Regions from separate parts of the Mus musculus genome. Here region 2 is linked to region 1. A link is a loop called in an ENCODE intact Hi-C map of the cell type or tissue named here. Cell type or tissue: heart. All regions are shown on one strand.

Evidence for each region. Peaks named below come from ENCODE experiments on the same cell type or tissue, not always from the same donor. Only the 100,000 strongest peaks of a DNase experiment are listed, where the experiment ranks them.
Region 2: it touches region 1 in a loop (2.5-fold over the local background); 5 of 42 quality-filtered maps call a loop at or near these places.

The regions. Positions count from the first base shown.
Region 1 is chr5:120,923,982-120,931,981 of GRCm38, reverse strand. It overlaps the pseudogene Gm7573. Among named protein-coding and RNA genes, the nearest start is that of Oas1d, 13 kb to the right of the region's middle. In heart, a CTCF peak has its summit at 4,705 (motif pointing right); no DNase peak of the experiment used is centred here.
Region 2 is chr5:120,789,431-120,797,430 of GRCm38, reverse strand. Oas1e (2'-5' oligoadenylate synthetase 1E) reads left to right here and starts at 1,901. Exons shown (of 6, transcript NM_145210.2): 1 at 1,901-2,115; 2 at 3,038-3,326; 3 at 5,452-5,648. The coding sequence starts at 1,933. In heart, a CTCF peak has its summit at 4,151 (motif pointing left); no DNase peak of the experiment used is centred here; H3K27me3 peaks cover 3,363 bases.

The DNA of each region.
Region 1 (8,000 bases):
TAATATATATTTTAGTTTGGTTTCTGGTGAGGCCATAGCTTTACCACGTGACCAAGTTCCTTCCCATGTTGCTTGGGAAGGGAACGTCTTGGTTGGTTACAGATTCCAGTCACACTCCATCATGGAGGGAAGTCAGAGGAATAACTGAAGCAGAGACCATGGAAAGATTCTGCTCACCGTTTGTTGTCCATGACTCACTCGGCGGCCATTTCTACACAGCACAAGGCCACATTTCATTCATGGCTCCGACCACAGTGGTCCGGTCCCACCCACATCAATCAGTAATTAGAATGCCCATAATCTACCCAAAGCCAGTCAGATGGAGGCATTTTACTGATCAAGATTGACTCCTTCCAGGGGAAGCTAGCTTACAAAAACTAACCCCTTTTCAACATGGCACACAAACAAACCACGATTGAACCATAACCTTTCCTTTCTTGCTTGTCCCTAAGATCTCATGTCGGTATCACATCATAAAACACAATGCAGCTTTAAAATCCCCAAATTAAAAACCAAACCTAAAGAAACTACGACACAGGGGCTGGTGAGATGGCTCAGTGGGTAAGAGCACCCGACTGCTCTTCTGAAGGTCCGAAGTTCAAATCCCAGCAACCACATGGTGGCTCACAACCACCCGTAATGAGATCTGATGCCCTCTTCTGGTGTGTCTGAAGACAGCTACAGTGTACTTACATATAATAAATAAATAAATCTTTAAAAAAAAAAAAAAAAAAAAAAGAAACTACGACACATAAAAAGACTAGTCTCTCAACGGTGGGCTCATATACTATTAAAAACACAAGTTAAATATTTTCTTACTGTAAGAGAGAAAAATCAGGTCACCGTCAAAATCAGATCAAAACTCAACCAAATTCTAACAGAGCAAAAGGCTCAGTATCTGATATCTGGGACTCACAGTTCTCTGAGCTTTTTGGGCTCTGCCATCCACAGCAAACACAGCAGGTCTCAGGCTCAGGCCAGCTCTGTTCTCACAGTGCTCTGTTCCTGGCAGTCATCTCCTGCTCAGGGCAAGTCCAGTATCTTGGGGTCTCCACTGCCATGGAGGCTGCACTTTCACCAATGGCTTCTCCTGGCCTCTCTCAGTGCCAGGCCTCAGCTGCTTCCCATGACCCCTCCAAACCAGCAGGCTTCATAGGACTAAAGTCTTACCATCTGGGAGACCTCTCTGTAGTTCTAGGTGTGACCTGCAAGCTCTAGATGCAGCTTTGGGACCCCTGGACCACAGCTACTGTTTGCTGATCATAAGGAAACTCTTTCCAAAAGACTTGGCCCCCATGGTGCATGCTTTTTCTTAATCAAAGATCTCAGCCCCAGCTGATGAGAAATTACTGATTCTGAATGCAAACACAGCACACAAACAGCCCAGTTGGGGTCTTTGCTTTTCCTGAAACTTCACACTCCAGCCTCTGATACCTGCCTGTCTCTCAGCACTCCTGTCTTCCAAGTTCCCACAAACAGCCAGTTAGCTCTCATCTCTCCACAGCTTTTCAACCCAAAGTTCCAGAATCCTTTCTCAATCCTCCCAAGGAGCACCATGGCTGGTCAGTCACAGCAGTGCCCCTCCTCCCTAGGACCAGTTTCTGTCCTAGTTTGCTCTGACTGCTGTGGTAAAGATGATGTTGCTGCAAAGTAATTGGGTGGAAAGGGATTGTCTGGCTCATGTTCCTGCATCGCACTCCATCTCTGAGGGAAGCAGAGGCAGGAACTGGAGCAGAGGCCGTGGAGGAACTCTGCTAGCTGCCGGATACCCTTGGATGATCAGTCTGATTTTTCCAAACATCTCAGGACCACCTGCCCAGGACAGGCAATGCCCACGATGGACTGGACCCTCCCATTCTAATTAAGAAAATGCCCCACAGGCTTGATCCCAGGCCAGTCTGGTGGAGGCATTTTCTCAGTTGTGGGTCCATCTTCTCCAGATGACTCTCTCTGTGTCAGGTTGACAGAATAAAAATTGGCAAAATCAGTGAGGAAAAACAACGTAAAAGAAAAAGTGGGTGGAAGGGAATCAGAGGGGAGAGGATGAGAGAGAAGCAGGGGTGAGTGGAGATGGGGGGGAGATGATGCTGTAGGAGGGGCAAGGAGTGGAGTGGGGGATCTGAGAGGAGGGAGGACTTTCTTTGCCTGTTCTAGGTGATTTCTTCTAGTCCACTTTCCAATCTGCTAACTCTCTCTTCAGCCGTGTCTGATTCACTGTTCCATGGCTGCTGCTTCATTTGAGTCTTTCGATTTTTCTTCCATCTTTGGCAAACCCTTCATGGCACCTTTTATATTTTGATTTTCTTGACTCATCAAGCTATGCCTTTAAAATGTATGATTTCTTGTTACATTCTGAGTGTTCTTATGTGTGTGTTTATAGCTATTCATGGAAACACATGTAGTGTATGTGTGTGGGCGTGTGTGTCCATTAGCATTCCAGGTCAGAGTGTGAGGGCAGGTCCGCAGTCTCACCCCATCTTGTATAATCAGTCAGAGTCTCACACATGGCACACAGTGTGCTGGATCAGCAGTTCCTGGACAGTCCTGCAGCCCCTGCAAGCCCCATCTACAGCCCTTTAACATAGGATTAGGAGTCAGCCTGACACTCATGTAGATGCTGAGGATCTGACCTCCAGTTCTCACCCCTGCACAGGGAGGAAGGTGCTTTACCCCTGAGCCAGCTCCCTGGCCCCTTCCCAGTTACCTCAGAGACCATGAGAAAACTTCCCCAGTGAGCACTCCTTATGTCCCGCCCCCACCCTCACTCTTGGCTGTCACTCATGGTGTCTTGATTCCTCCTGGGCCTACTAGTGAATGCTGTCTTTGTGGAGCAACAACTCAGCTCTTGCCTATAGCACAGGAAGGGGCCATAAACTGAATCTAAATAACTGGGCGTGTAATGGCAACATCAGGTGGCAGCTGAATTGAGCCTGTGAGAAGTGTCCCCCCACACCAGAGCTGAGAGCCCCATGTTTCTCATTGCCTTTCTCTTTTCAGTGTAAGGAGAACCTGGGGAAGCCACTGCCTCCACAGTACGCCCTGGAGCTGCTCACAGTCTATGGCTGGGAGCACAGGAATGGAGTTGCTGATTTCAACACAGCCCAGGGCTTCTGGTCCATCTTAGAACTGGTCATTAAGTACCAGCAGCTTCGAATCTACTGGACAATGTTTTATGACTTTGAATACCAGGAGGTCTCCAACTACCTGCACAGACAGCTCACAAGAATCAGGTAGTCTGTCCCCACATGGCTCTGTTCCCCATGGAGTATCAGGCTGTACTTGTGTGGAAAGGGAGAGGTGGGAGCTCTGTGTCAGCCCAGCATATCCTGCACTGGGCGCTGTCACCTGACTGACCTGAGGTCCTAATGCCCTGGGAGAGGGGAAGGGAGGGTAGGTTATCTTGTCTGTGATGAGGAAACCAAGGATCTGACATTGTCTACACCAAACAGCAAAGAAAGGGGAGGACATGGAGTGGGGACTGAGATTTTCCAACAGTGACAGCATCATAAGGGCTGTGACACACCAAAGACCTGCAGTGAACCAATTACCTGTAAATAATAGAGTGCTATGCCACCCTAGGGAGTGACATGTCCTGATTCTGTGTTTGATCAGTTTTCTCATGAGACTGGCTGGTCCAACTCTCCCCAGCTCACAGATCAGAGACCCTGAGGGACCTGCCCCAGGACACACAGCTACTAAAGGGTAGATGATTCGAACCCAGGCCCTCTGGGTCATGCCCAAGGATCCTCCAGTCTTGCTGTATGCCATGGGGCAGGGACTCTGGGCAAGCTTTGGATATGGATGCAGTGCTGGGCTTCTCCTCTCTCCCTGTGCAGGGTGAGGCACTTGATGGTTGTTCAATTCCCTCTCTTCATGTTGCTCTGCAGGCCTATGATCTTGGACCCCTGCTGACCCAACAGGAAATATTGCTGGTTCGTGCTCAGAGGGCTGGTGGTGACTAGCAGGAGAGGCTGCCGCCTGGCTGCAATACCCATGCTTTAAGTACAGGGACGGTTCCCCAGTGTGCTCCTGGGAGGTGCTGGTAAGAACGTGTCACCATCATCTCCATTCCATGCCCTCCCCCCTTCTCTTCATCTACCTTTAGAATGTTCCCTCACACATGTGGTCGCCGCACTCCTGTGGAGGCCATCGGCTCTCCTTATTCCACAGCCATCTTAGCGCTATTCACAGATTTCATGGGCTCCCAGGATGGCTCAGTGGGTAAAGGTGCTTGCTGCCAACACAGATGACCTGGGTTTCATCCCAGGACCTCCTATGGTAGAAGGAGAGAATCAAATCCCCAAAGTTATCCTCTGACCTTCATCTCTGCTGTTACACACAGGGACATGAGTGCACACACACACACACACACACACACACACACACACACACAGACAGACACACACAGGTCACCCCGCACACATACAGGTTGTTCCATCCAGACTCACACAAACACACACACACAGACTTGGAGACCTGAGGCCACTGGCTCAGGGACACTCAGCTAGTGATTGACAAGGCTGGGATCCCATGGAGTCTGAAGCCACTGTCAGGTCCATGGAGCAGCCTGTCTTCCCTGTCTCCTTGTCATGTGGCCAATGGGACTCAGCTGGGCTCTGTCACAGCCACAGAGGCACAGAGGGACCTGCACTTGGACCTTTCCTCTCCTGGGGCAGGGCCTGCCTGATGCTAGGGACCCAGTGATGCCATGTGTGCCCTCCAGATGGCGCTTAGCATAGCTGTAGTGATGCTGGAACCATACCCCATGGCAGGATAGGAGTTTGATGGGTGTGGGGTGGTGACTGGGGAGGGAGAAGGGCTGGGTCAGACTGCAGTGGCCTTTAGGGCTGTCCCCTATGTCTGGCTATGCCCACTCTCATTTGACAAATCTGTCAGTGGATGAGAGGCCACAGGTGGGAGGCATGGCTTCAGGGAAGAGCTCTATATATCCTCAAGGGCCTGACCCTTGTTTGGCCTACTGGTCACCTTCTCAGCAACCTGACCAAGGGGCCCAGGTGGCCTGTCACAGAACTTACCTTCAGGGCTCATTTGCATTCCCATTCCAGTAAGTATGTGGGCTCCTGACACGATGGTGTTTTCTGTTAAAGACGGAGGTTGTGCTATGTGCTATGCCAGGAGAATCACCCTTTTTGTAATTTCTATCTATTTTTTGTTTTTGTTTCTTTTCATATTTTGGAGGGCTTCTTGTGTATAGCTCAGACTGGCCTGTATATGGTAATCCTCCTGCCTTAGCGCTGGCATGACTGCAGCATACACCTGCTGTGCCCTGCCTCCCCTCCATCCTTAAGTGGACAAGAACTGGGCATGTGTTTTCCTGTGAGCCCAGTGGGACCTGCCCAGGAGGCTCCAGAGTCAGGGGCATGTCCTGCTCTGCTGCAGGCCCTTGACCCAGAGAGGACAGGAAGTTGCCCAAGGCCCCAGTCAGTGAGGGTCCAACCTGTGATCAGACTCCAGGCTTCTGACCCCTGCCTTCTCACCCCTGCATCCTGTCCTATCACAGATAGCCTTCTTCGCAGCCTGCTTTATCTGCCTTATCCACCAACAGTGTCCTCTGGGAGACGAGAGATTCAGAATTCAGAAGGGGAGGCAGGAACTCAAGCTTGACTTCCACCTGTCCACCTGTTGGGAGGTTCTGTCCAATGTCTGATGCACAATAATAAATCACAGAGAGCCATGAGGGTGTGTGAACTCTGAGGAACAGGGCTATTGAAGTACAGGTGTTTGTGTGTGTGTGAGTGTGTGTGTGTGTGTGTATGTGCATGTGTGTGTATGAGGATATGTGTGTTTCTATATATGTAGGTGTGTCTCTGTGTGTCTGTGCATGTGTGTGTAGGAGGGTGTATGTATGTGCATCTGTGTATGTATGTGTGTTTGTCTTTCTGTGTGTGTCTCTCTCTCTGTATCTGCGTATTCATGGTCAAGTAGCTGCACTTATTACATTCTCCTTGTGGGTCCCAGCATCAAGTCCTCAGTGGTGGACAGAGCAGAACCAAACTGATACAACTTTTGACATCAGGTAGCCTGGGATCCTTCCAGGTCTCTTCTTGCACATAAACTTGAGACAGGAATTCTTAGTTCCTTCTGTGTTCCCAAGCAACAGTAATTTCTCTTGGGAACAGCCTCCTTTTGAGGTATCTTAAAAGCACATAGTGTCTTTTCCTGGTCTGTTTTGTTTTGCTCTCTTTTTCTGGCTTAGAGTCAGATGACCGTTTGATCTGAGACAGAAATTTGAGGAGACTAAACAGGCTGCTTAGATTGGGAGAGGAGGGTCATAATCCAACTCCAGAGCCAGCTTTATAATAATGCTGAACAGCATAAAATGATGCTTCAGTGTTATTCATGCCCAAAAGACAGCATAGCTGAGTGCCTGCAAAATGGACTCAAGGACTGCAGGGAGTGACCAGAGCAAACAGAGATCAAAGGACACTCAAAGATCTGAGATTTAGCAGGACTTAAACATCAGGTTTCATTGAGCCACTGAGAGGCACAGAGACTGGGCAAGGGTCTGCAGTGAGCTTGGAGACAGGACTAGTTAGTGGGGAGGTATCTGGGAGACTGGACTAGTTAGGAGGTAGCCGGCAAACATGACTAGTTATGAGGAGGTAGCTGTGTCAGGACTAGTTAGTGAGGAAGTAGCTGTACTCAGTCCCATTCCCATATCTGCAACAAAACTTGTCCACACAGACAAACACAAGACAAGACGATTACCATTTCCTGGGAGTCTAGACGGGGATCCAGCTGACTGGAACAAACACAGACAGTAATAAACAGAGAATCAACAGCAGCCACCAGGCTCTCACTCACCCAACACAGCAGACTGACAACCATGGGTGTCCTGGGGTCAAGAGTCACCTTACCCAAATGTCAACAGGGTGTCCCCTGATACCCTGGGCTTGAGACTGTGCTCAGTTACCCAAAAGATACCCCAAAAAGTGCACTCAGAAGACCAGACAGTATAGAAGGTGTCTTACTTAGGGTTTCCATTGCTGTGAAGAGACACCGTGACCAAAGTTAACTCTTATAAAAGTAAACATTTATGTGGAGCTGGCTTAGGGTTTCACAGGTTCAGTCCATTATCATCACGGTGAGACGCATGGCAGTGTCCAGGCAGACCTGGTGCTGGAGAAGAAGGTGAGAGTTCTGTATCTTCATCTGAAGACAGCTAGGAGGAAACTGTCTCTTCTGCACTAGGAGCCCTCAGAGCCTCACCTGCACAGTGACAACTTCCTCCAACAAGGCCACACCCATTCTGACAAGGACGCACCTCCTAATAGTGCCACTCCCTGTGGGCCAAGCAATCAAACACATGAGTCTATGGGGTCCAAAACCTATGGAAAACACCCCAGAAGGCTTGCAGAGTTGAATTAGAGCCTCTTTCTCATGGACAGAATAGATCCCGTGAGAGCCCCCACAAGTTGTAGTTGGTCTGTTCTCTCCCCAGAGAAGATCAGGACCGGTGCTTGATGAATCTGAAGTTTTTATTGAACCACACCGAGCCAGACAGGGCATGCACTGTTGTGACTACAAGTCTAAAGAGACAACCCTGACCTGAGTGAGCAGGGAGTTTATAAAGGCCAAACCCTTTAAGTAGGGAACTTCCCATTGGCATAGCTGTGGTGACTCTCAGCAGGACAGAAGTGCATTTTTTAATAAGAAGAAGGCACAGTTTTCTCACTGTGCATTTCTGTTTGATCAGGGAACAGAAAGTCTTGCAGTTGCAGAGGAACAGCACACGTTAGCAAGAGTTCCTGCAAGCACTGTACATGCCTGAAGGTCAGCCTGACTGTGTTAGCCTAAGGTGGGGTCAGGATCTAGCCAACATGTTTTTATTGCTTCATTGACTTATTAGTGTCCTCTGTAGTATGTGTTAACTTATACCTAGGGCAAAATGTTATCACAATTGCTGAGCCGTTTGCCACACTAAACTCCCACGATTCGGCAGGGCAATGTGTTTATCATGTGTAGGTTTCTGTACCTAT
Region 2 (8,000 bases), 130 kb after region 1:
AACAGAGGTTCTACTTCATAAGCAATAGCAAAAAGGGTCACTGAGATAGCTCAGAGGGCACAGGTGTTTGTCACCAAGCCTGAAGGCCTGAGTTTGGTCCCCGGGATGCACAGCGTGGAAGGAGAGAGACAACTCCTACAAGCTGTCCTCTGACTTCACATGCTCACACACAGGAAATAAATGTCATAGACTATCTAAAGCATGATTAGCATGGCTCTCAGCTAGACCTGCTCAGGACCCTCAGCCTCTTGTCCTCCCACCCCGGCACTTGTGGGAGGGGCCTTCAGCATTCCAGTTCCCTCAGGCAAGATCAGGATCCACCAAGGAGCCTCTGCTATCAGTCAGGATATGAAGACTATAGCTTTTGCTAAATGCTAGCTTCTGACCTGAATGACAAGGCCATGGCTTCTGCTTTTTCCATAAGAAAATCCCTTAAAGACACCTATGAGTCGTGGTGTCTCAGTTACGGTTTTACTGCTGAGAACAGACACCATGACCAAGGTATCTCTTATAAGGACAACATTTAATCGGGGTTGGCTTATAGGTTCAGAGGTTCAGTCTGTTATCATCAAAGAGGAAACATGGCAGCGTACAGGCAGGCGTGGTGCAGGAGGAGCTGAGAGTTCTACATCTTTATCTGAAGGCTGTCAGCAGAATACTGCCCCCCCCCCCCCCGAAAGCTAGGACAAGAGTCTTAAAGCCCACACCCATGGTAACACATCTACTCCAACAATGCCACACCCCTCCAACAAGGCCGCTCACCTTCCAACAGTACCACTCCCTGGGCCAAGCATACAAACCATCACACGTGACAAAAAAACCATGGGAGAACCAATGTGGTCATAATTTCATCACTCTTCTGTTCCTTGTAGTCTGCATCACTTGCAAGAATAATTTAGGTATATGGGGTGGGCAGTGTGTGTGTGTGTGTGTGTGTGTGTGTGTGTGTGTGTGTGTGTGTGTGTGTGTGTGTGTGTGTGTGACTGTCTGTGTGTGTGTACTCATATGAGTGTGGGAGAGACTTTTTTTTTCCATTTTATGAGACAGTCTCATCACATAGCCCAGGCTGGCCTTGAACTCTATATCTTCCGTATCAAGCTCCCAGGCATTGAAATCACAGGTGTGGACCATCCTGCCATGATGAATATTCACTCCTGCTGGGTAGGGAGAGGTTGGCATGGAGACAGGATCACCCTCATGAAGGTGAATCTTGGGCACAGGTCGACACTTTATGCTATTGAAGTGGAGAGTGGCAATGGATTGGTTACAGCTGGGGAGAGAGGCACAGTCCTGTGAGCTCAGCACTTAGGGGTCCAATGGGGCAGGTCCCCAGGTTCACATCCACCCTGAGCAAAGGAGTGAGATCCCATATTAAAGAAGGATGTGAGACCTTTGTCCTTTATGGATGGACAGACAGAGGTGGGGGTACAGGGCAGAAAGGTGGGTTTGGATTAGGCCTTGGACGATAGGCACATCATGGGTGTGCATCTGAGAACCCACAGACGCTAAGTCTGAACTAGAAGCTAGCCAGGACCTTGCAGACGGCTCGTTACAATATCCATCATGGAGCAGTCAGCTGTGACAAACAATATCCAGCATGGACCAGTCAGCTGTGACAAACCCACCACAGCTGTGCTGGAGCTCCTGCCTGCCGGCTGCTGGATTTCTCTCGCTTCTCTTCATGTTACAGTAACGTGTGTGTGTGTGTGTGTGTGTGTGTGTGTGTGTGTGTGTGTGTGTGTGTGTTGGTGTTGTTGTTGTTGTTGTTGTTGTTGTTGTTGTTGTTGTTGTTAAAAATCTAGGAGGCTATCTAGGTGCAGAGGTCTGATCTGCATAGCCCCGCCCTTCCTGGGAAGAGAAAGCAGCTATGGATATAAGGGGCAGCTGACTCATGAGGCAAGGCTGCAGTCAGCAAACACTCCTGGCCTCAGGATGGCGAGGGAACTCTTCAGAACCCCAATCTGGAGGCTGGATAACTTCATAGAGGATCAACTCCTTCCTGACACCACCTTCCTTACTGAGCTCAGAGCAGACATCGACTCCATAAGTGCTTTCCTGAAGGAGAGATGCTTCCAAGGTGCCACCCACCCTATGAGGGTCGCCAGGGTTGTGATGGTGAGTCCCATTAGCCTGAGCTCATCGGGATGGGGTGGGAGAGGACTCTCAGAAGCCAGACTGCAGTCCTTAGTGGGGTGTGAGTTACCTACCTGCTCTGTGCCCAGTGTCCTCATGTAGACCCAGCTATGGCACAGGGCAGAGGACAGAACAGGGACCCCACTGCTGGATAACTGGACTGATGGAAGCTCATTGCTCATGTTTCCATCTGTCCCATGGGTCTGTATGACAGCAGTCCCTGTCTCAGTCACTGTGAAGGCTGCAGACATGTTGTGTTGTAATGTCTACTCATCAATGTCAGGAGTTGAACTGTGTTATTGCTTGGGCTCAGCATTTTATTTGGGGGGGGGGGGAAATCTCTACATATCACTTTTTATCATTTTTTAAAATGTTTTTGTGAATTCAGTTTCCTTAATTTTGACATTTGTCCTGTGGTCTTTGATACAGACTTTCTTTCCAGAGTCATGGTGGTCATGGCCTTTTCCTTTTAATACTCTGCTAGCAAGGGGGATTGTGACAACAGTTTAATATGTCTCTGTGTCCTCTCACCCACTACCATCTCACTACATTGTACTTGAACCTGAATTCCCCAGAGTGTTTCCTTTCATCACTAACACACACACACACACACACACACACACACACACACACACACACACAATTCTGGATAGAAACAGATAAATCAAGGATGTTCATCATTCTGAGCCTGGCTTATCTCCTGTACCACAAGGAGATCCAGAACCATCTATTATCCTACAGAGATGCCAATTTCATTCTTCAGGGCTGAATAGAATTCCACTACACATGGGCAAGCTTTATTCACTCTTGGTCACTCTTGGTGATGGACTCCTACTCTGTTCATCTTCTGGACTGCCCAGCACGGCTCTCCTTATCCTTTCTTATTCTCATTTTTGTCTTTTAGGGAGGCTCCTATGATGAACACAATGCACTCAAGGGAAGGTCAGAGGCCAACATGGTGGTGTTCTTTAATGATCTCACCAGCTTTGAGGACCAGTTAAAGTGGCAGCAAGTGTTCATTGAAGAAATTCGGAAACACCTGCTCCAGTTGCAGCAAGAGAAGCCATGTAAACTCAAGTTTGAGGTGCAGAGCTCAGAGGAGCCCAACACCAGGTCTCTGACCTTCAAGCTGTGCTCCCCAGAGCGCCAGCAGGAGGTGGAATTTGATGTGCAGCCAGCCTATGATGCTCTGTGTAAGTCAGAGAGCAGCAGAGTTCAGCCTGCTCTCCCCTCATGCATGAATCCTCTTTTCTATTTCTCTGTGTGTGATTGTGTGTGTTGGGAGAGCATGTTCTCATGTATGCAGATGTCTGTTCACATGTTTGCCTGTGTGGGTAATGGTCAGACGCCAGCCTTGGAGGTTGGTTACTTAAGAGCCTATTTTGGTTGAGAGGTTGACCTGGAGTTTGCTGCCCCACCTTCATGGCTCCTGCAGTAAGGAGCTGGGGTCAGGTGAGGTGTGTGCTCTGATGGAGCTGAACCCACAATCTCTGGCACCTGGAGCCTCAGAATGTCAATTAGGTACAGCACAGGGCTGGGGGGAGGGGATGCTTGGTCTCCTAGAAGTGTGTGTAGGTTATGAGTCTCCACTTCTAAATGATTATACTCAGACATATTCAGGACACACTTGGGCTTCTTCCACCCACTACAAGCCAGGCAAGTTTGTTTTGAGAAAGGTGGATCAGCCAGCTTCATGTCCACCTATTTAGTCAGACAGTGAGTCTGAGACATTCTCCTGTCTCTACCTGCCCAGCACTGTGATTTCATTTGTGCACTCCCCCGACACACCCCAAACTTCCACATGCACACACGTGTTATAGAATTGCACATTAACGATCCTCTACATTAAGTTCTCTGATAGCAGACCTGACTGACACATAGTGTGTCTCCAAAATCATGCCCAACTCAACCCAAAGAAAACCAGGAACACCCATGAAAAAACTGTATGGGATTGGGGATCTTGGGTAATAGTTGAGGTTTTATAGTTCGTGAAAGCACAGCACCCCCTCCTGGCCACTGTGTGAACTGCTGCTATTAACTTAGATACAAGCCAGGACAACAGCCTATCCCTTGGCTTAAGAGAGCCATGGAAACAGTCCAGAGTCTCGGGCAGCAGGCACTGAGAGGGTCAGCCTGTGAGTAGGACCAGGGCAGCCTGCTGTGGAAAGCTGCAAGAGGCTTAGAACCCTACTCAGTGAAGGGGGCTCAGAGGGGGTGACCCAGAAATGAGCTGGGAGGGTGGCTCCTGCAGAAGCCTGTCTTGCTCATGGACTTCACCAGCGTGAGGCAGCTTTCCAGTGGGATAGGAACTCTATCCTAGAAGGACTGCCTTGAGAATTCTCATGTGGATAGCAGTCCAAAAGAGGACCCCAGCCATAGCCCTAACCCAGGTTACTTAAATGAGACCTACTGTGTGCTGGTTCTTGAACTAGTAAATAAGTTCTTCATAGCTTCTTGGAATAGTGGGAGACTGGACTTGTCCCAAGCTCCATCAGTGAGTGATTTAGGTCTGTGGCAGCCTCAAAGCCTGACAGTATGGCCTGCTGAAACCATGGCTACACACCTGCAACACCTATGGCTCAGCCTGCTGCCTTGGAGTGCACACACACGCACACATAGCCACACACACATCAATTCCATAGCCTGCTCCCTGTCACAGTAAAAGTTCGAAGGATAGCTAGTTAGATAAGGGTGATTGCTGTACAAGCATGAGGAACTGAGTTCAAATCCCCAAAGCCCACCTACTCTTAGGAAGTTCCACACATTGACCTGTATCCCTGTTACTATGGGAACAGAGACAGGAGAGTCTCTGTGACCTGATGGATGCCAGCCAAGCTCCATGTTCACAGAGAGACCCTGCTGCAAAGGGAGGGGGTAAACTATAAATGAAGACTCCATCTTGTGGCCTCTGAATATGTGTTTGCCACACCCATGCACACATAATCATCTCAAAATAGGGAGAGACTGTAAGCAGGAGATATGATATACAAATGCAGTAGAGTGCTCCATGGTACACCAGAGCATGGTTGGCCATTATCAAGTGACTCTGTAGCTCTCTTGTGTGTGACCATCGAATGCTGTTTCTTCCCACCACTGTCTCCAACCTTGTGAGCAATGCAATCTACTATGAGCAGTTGGTGGCGCAGACTTTCATGTATGCAGTCCAGAGGTGGGCTCATGTCTGTATGGGGAGTGACGCTGCTGCAGACAAAGTTTGCCCTGTTCACTTAACCCCATAGAGAGTGACTGTGACCCTAGAGGTATGGAAGACTCTTAGATCAGAGTTTGGCCTAAACATCAATGAAACTTCCTTCATAGATGAAGGGGGATACTGCAAGTCCTTTGAATCCATTAACTACAACAAAGTCTACGCCCAACTCATCCATGAGTGCACCACCCTGGAGAAGGAGGGCGAGTTCTCCATCTGCTTCACCGACCTTCATCAGAGCTTCCTGAGGTATCGTGCGCCCAAGCTCTGGAACCTCATCCGTCTGGTCAAGCACTGGTATCAACTGGTAAGGCATCCGACCCAGATCCTGTGGACCCTATGTGTAGAGAGTGAGATTCAGGCCAGAGAAGAGGTCTAGTCTAGCTGGCTGTCTATGGACATGATAGCTTTATCACATGACCAAGAGTGCCTTGGGAAGGAAAGGTCTCACTTGGTTACACATCCCAGTCACAGGGCATCATTGAGGGAAGTCAGGACAGTAACTGAAGCAGAGACCATGGAGGAATTCTGCTCACTGGCTTCATCTCCATGGCTCACTCAGATTGCTTTATTACAGTGTGCACACGCCCAGGCATGGCACCAACCACATCCATCACTGACCACAAATATGTCCCCACAGACTGCCCTAAACCAGAGTGATGGAGGGATTTCCTCTTGATTAAGGGTGCCTCCTGCTCAGCTTACTGTCTAGTTGGTAAAAACTCACTTTCACAAAAGACCCACTTTCAAATTGATGCTCTCACAGACATCTTTATTGAACCATAACCTTTCCATTCTTGACTTTTTGTAAAGATGTCGTGTTGATATCATGCCATAAAACACCATTTAGTGTTAGGAATCTAAAAGGGTTTTTTTTGGGGGGGAGGGGGGCGGTTGAAATTTCAATATGTAACAAGATGAGTCTCTCAAGGATACTCTCATATAAAATTTAAAACACTAGTTAAATTCTTTGCTACTGCAAGAGGTCACAGTCACAATCAGATAAATAAAACAACAACAACGGTGAAACCCCAACAAAGCAAAAAACTCAGTATCTGATATCTAGAACTAGATATCTGATATCTAGTTCACTGAGCTTCTCGGGCTCTGCCATCCACAGCACACACAGCAGGTCTCAAGCTCAGGCCAGCTCTATTCTCATGTCCCTGGCAGTTGTCTCCTGCTCAGGGTGAGTCCAGAATCCTCAGGGTCTCCACTGCCATTGAGGCTGCACTTTCACCAATGGCTTTTCCTTGCCTCTCGCAGTGCCAGGCCTTAGCTGCTCTCCGAGACCTCCAAGTCTCATGGGACTTGAAATCTGGGAGATCTCTCTGCAGTTCCAAGTGTGGTTGACCCATGGACCGTGGCTTCTGTTTGCCGACCATGAGAAGCCTTGGCCCCATCCTGCTGTTCTCTCCTTAATCAGAGCTGATTTTCATCCTCAGCTGATGAGAAATTACTGATTTTTAATCCAAACACAGCACACAAACAGCCCAGATGGGGTCTTTGCTTTTCTCTGAAACTTTACACTCCAGCCTCTGTCACCTACCTGCCTCTCAGCACTCCTGTCTTCCAAGTTCCCACAAACAGCCTGGTAGGCTCTCAGCTATCAACAGCTTTCCAACCCAAAGTTCCAGAATTCTTTCTCAATCCCCCCAAGGAGCACCATGGCTGGTCAGTCACAGCAGTGCCCCTCCTCCCTAGGACCAGTTTCTGTCCTAGTTTGCTCTGACTGCTGTGGTAAAGACGCTGCTGCTGCAAAGTAATTGGGTGGAAAGGGATTGTCTGGCTCACGTTCCTGCATTGCACTCCATCTCTGAGGGAAGCAGAGGCAGGAACTAGAGCAGAGGCCATGGAGGAACTCTGCTAGCTGCCTAATACCCTTGGACGATCACTCTGAATTTTACAAGCAACTCAGGGCCACCTGTCCAGGACAGGCAATGCCCACAGGCTGGGTCCTCCCACATTGCTCAAGGGAATGCCCCCATAGGCTTGACCCCAGGCCAGGCTGGAAAATGGAGGCATTTTCTCAGTTGTGGGTCCATCTTCTCCAGATGGCACTCTCTGTGTCAGGTTGACAAAGAGAAATAAAAATGGCACAAGGTGAGGAAATAGAAAACGGAAAAGTGGTTAGAAGGGGAGCAGATCAGAGGGGTTCAGAGAAACAGGGTTTGGGGGAACAAGCCAGGGACATACATGATGTTGTAGGAGGGAGAGGGACTGGAGAGGGAGGACTTCCCATGATTGTTCTAAGTGATTTCTTCTAGTCCACCTTCTATTCAGCTAGCTCTCTCTTCAGCCATGTCTAATACGCTGTTCCATGGCGGCTGCTTCTCTGCATGTTTGCTTGCTTCTTCTGCAAACATTTCATGTGTCTCTCTATGGTTTCTATTTTTCCTGTCGTTTGAAGCCATTACCTTTTTAAATGGGGTGATTTCTCATTATTTTTCAGGAATAATTTTTAAAGGTGTGTGTAGGTGTTTGTGTATATCTGTTCATGGGAGCACTGTAATTGTGTGTGCTTGTGTGTGCCTAAGAACTTGGAGGTCAGAGTGTGAGGGCAGGTCTGCAGGCGCACACAGCCGCTCGGTGTGTCATGAGCCAGACCCTGACTGATTATAATCAGCAGGTGATCAATCAGCAGCTCTGGACAGTTCTG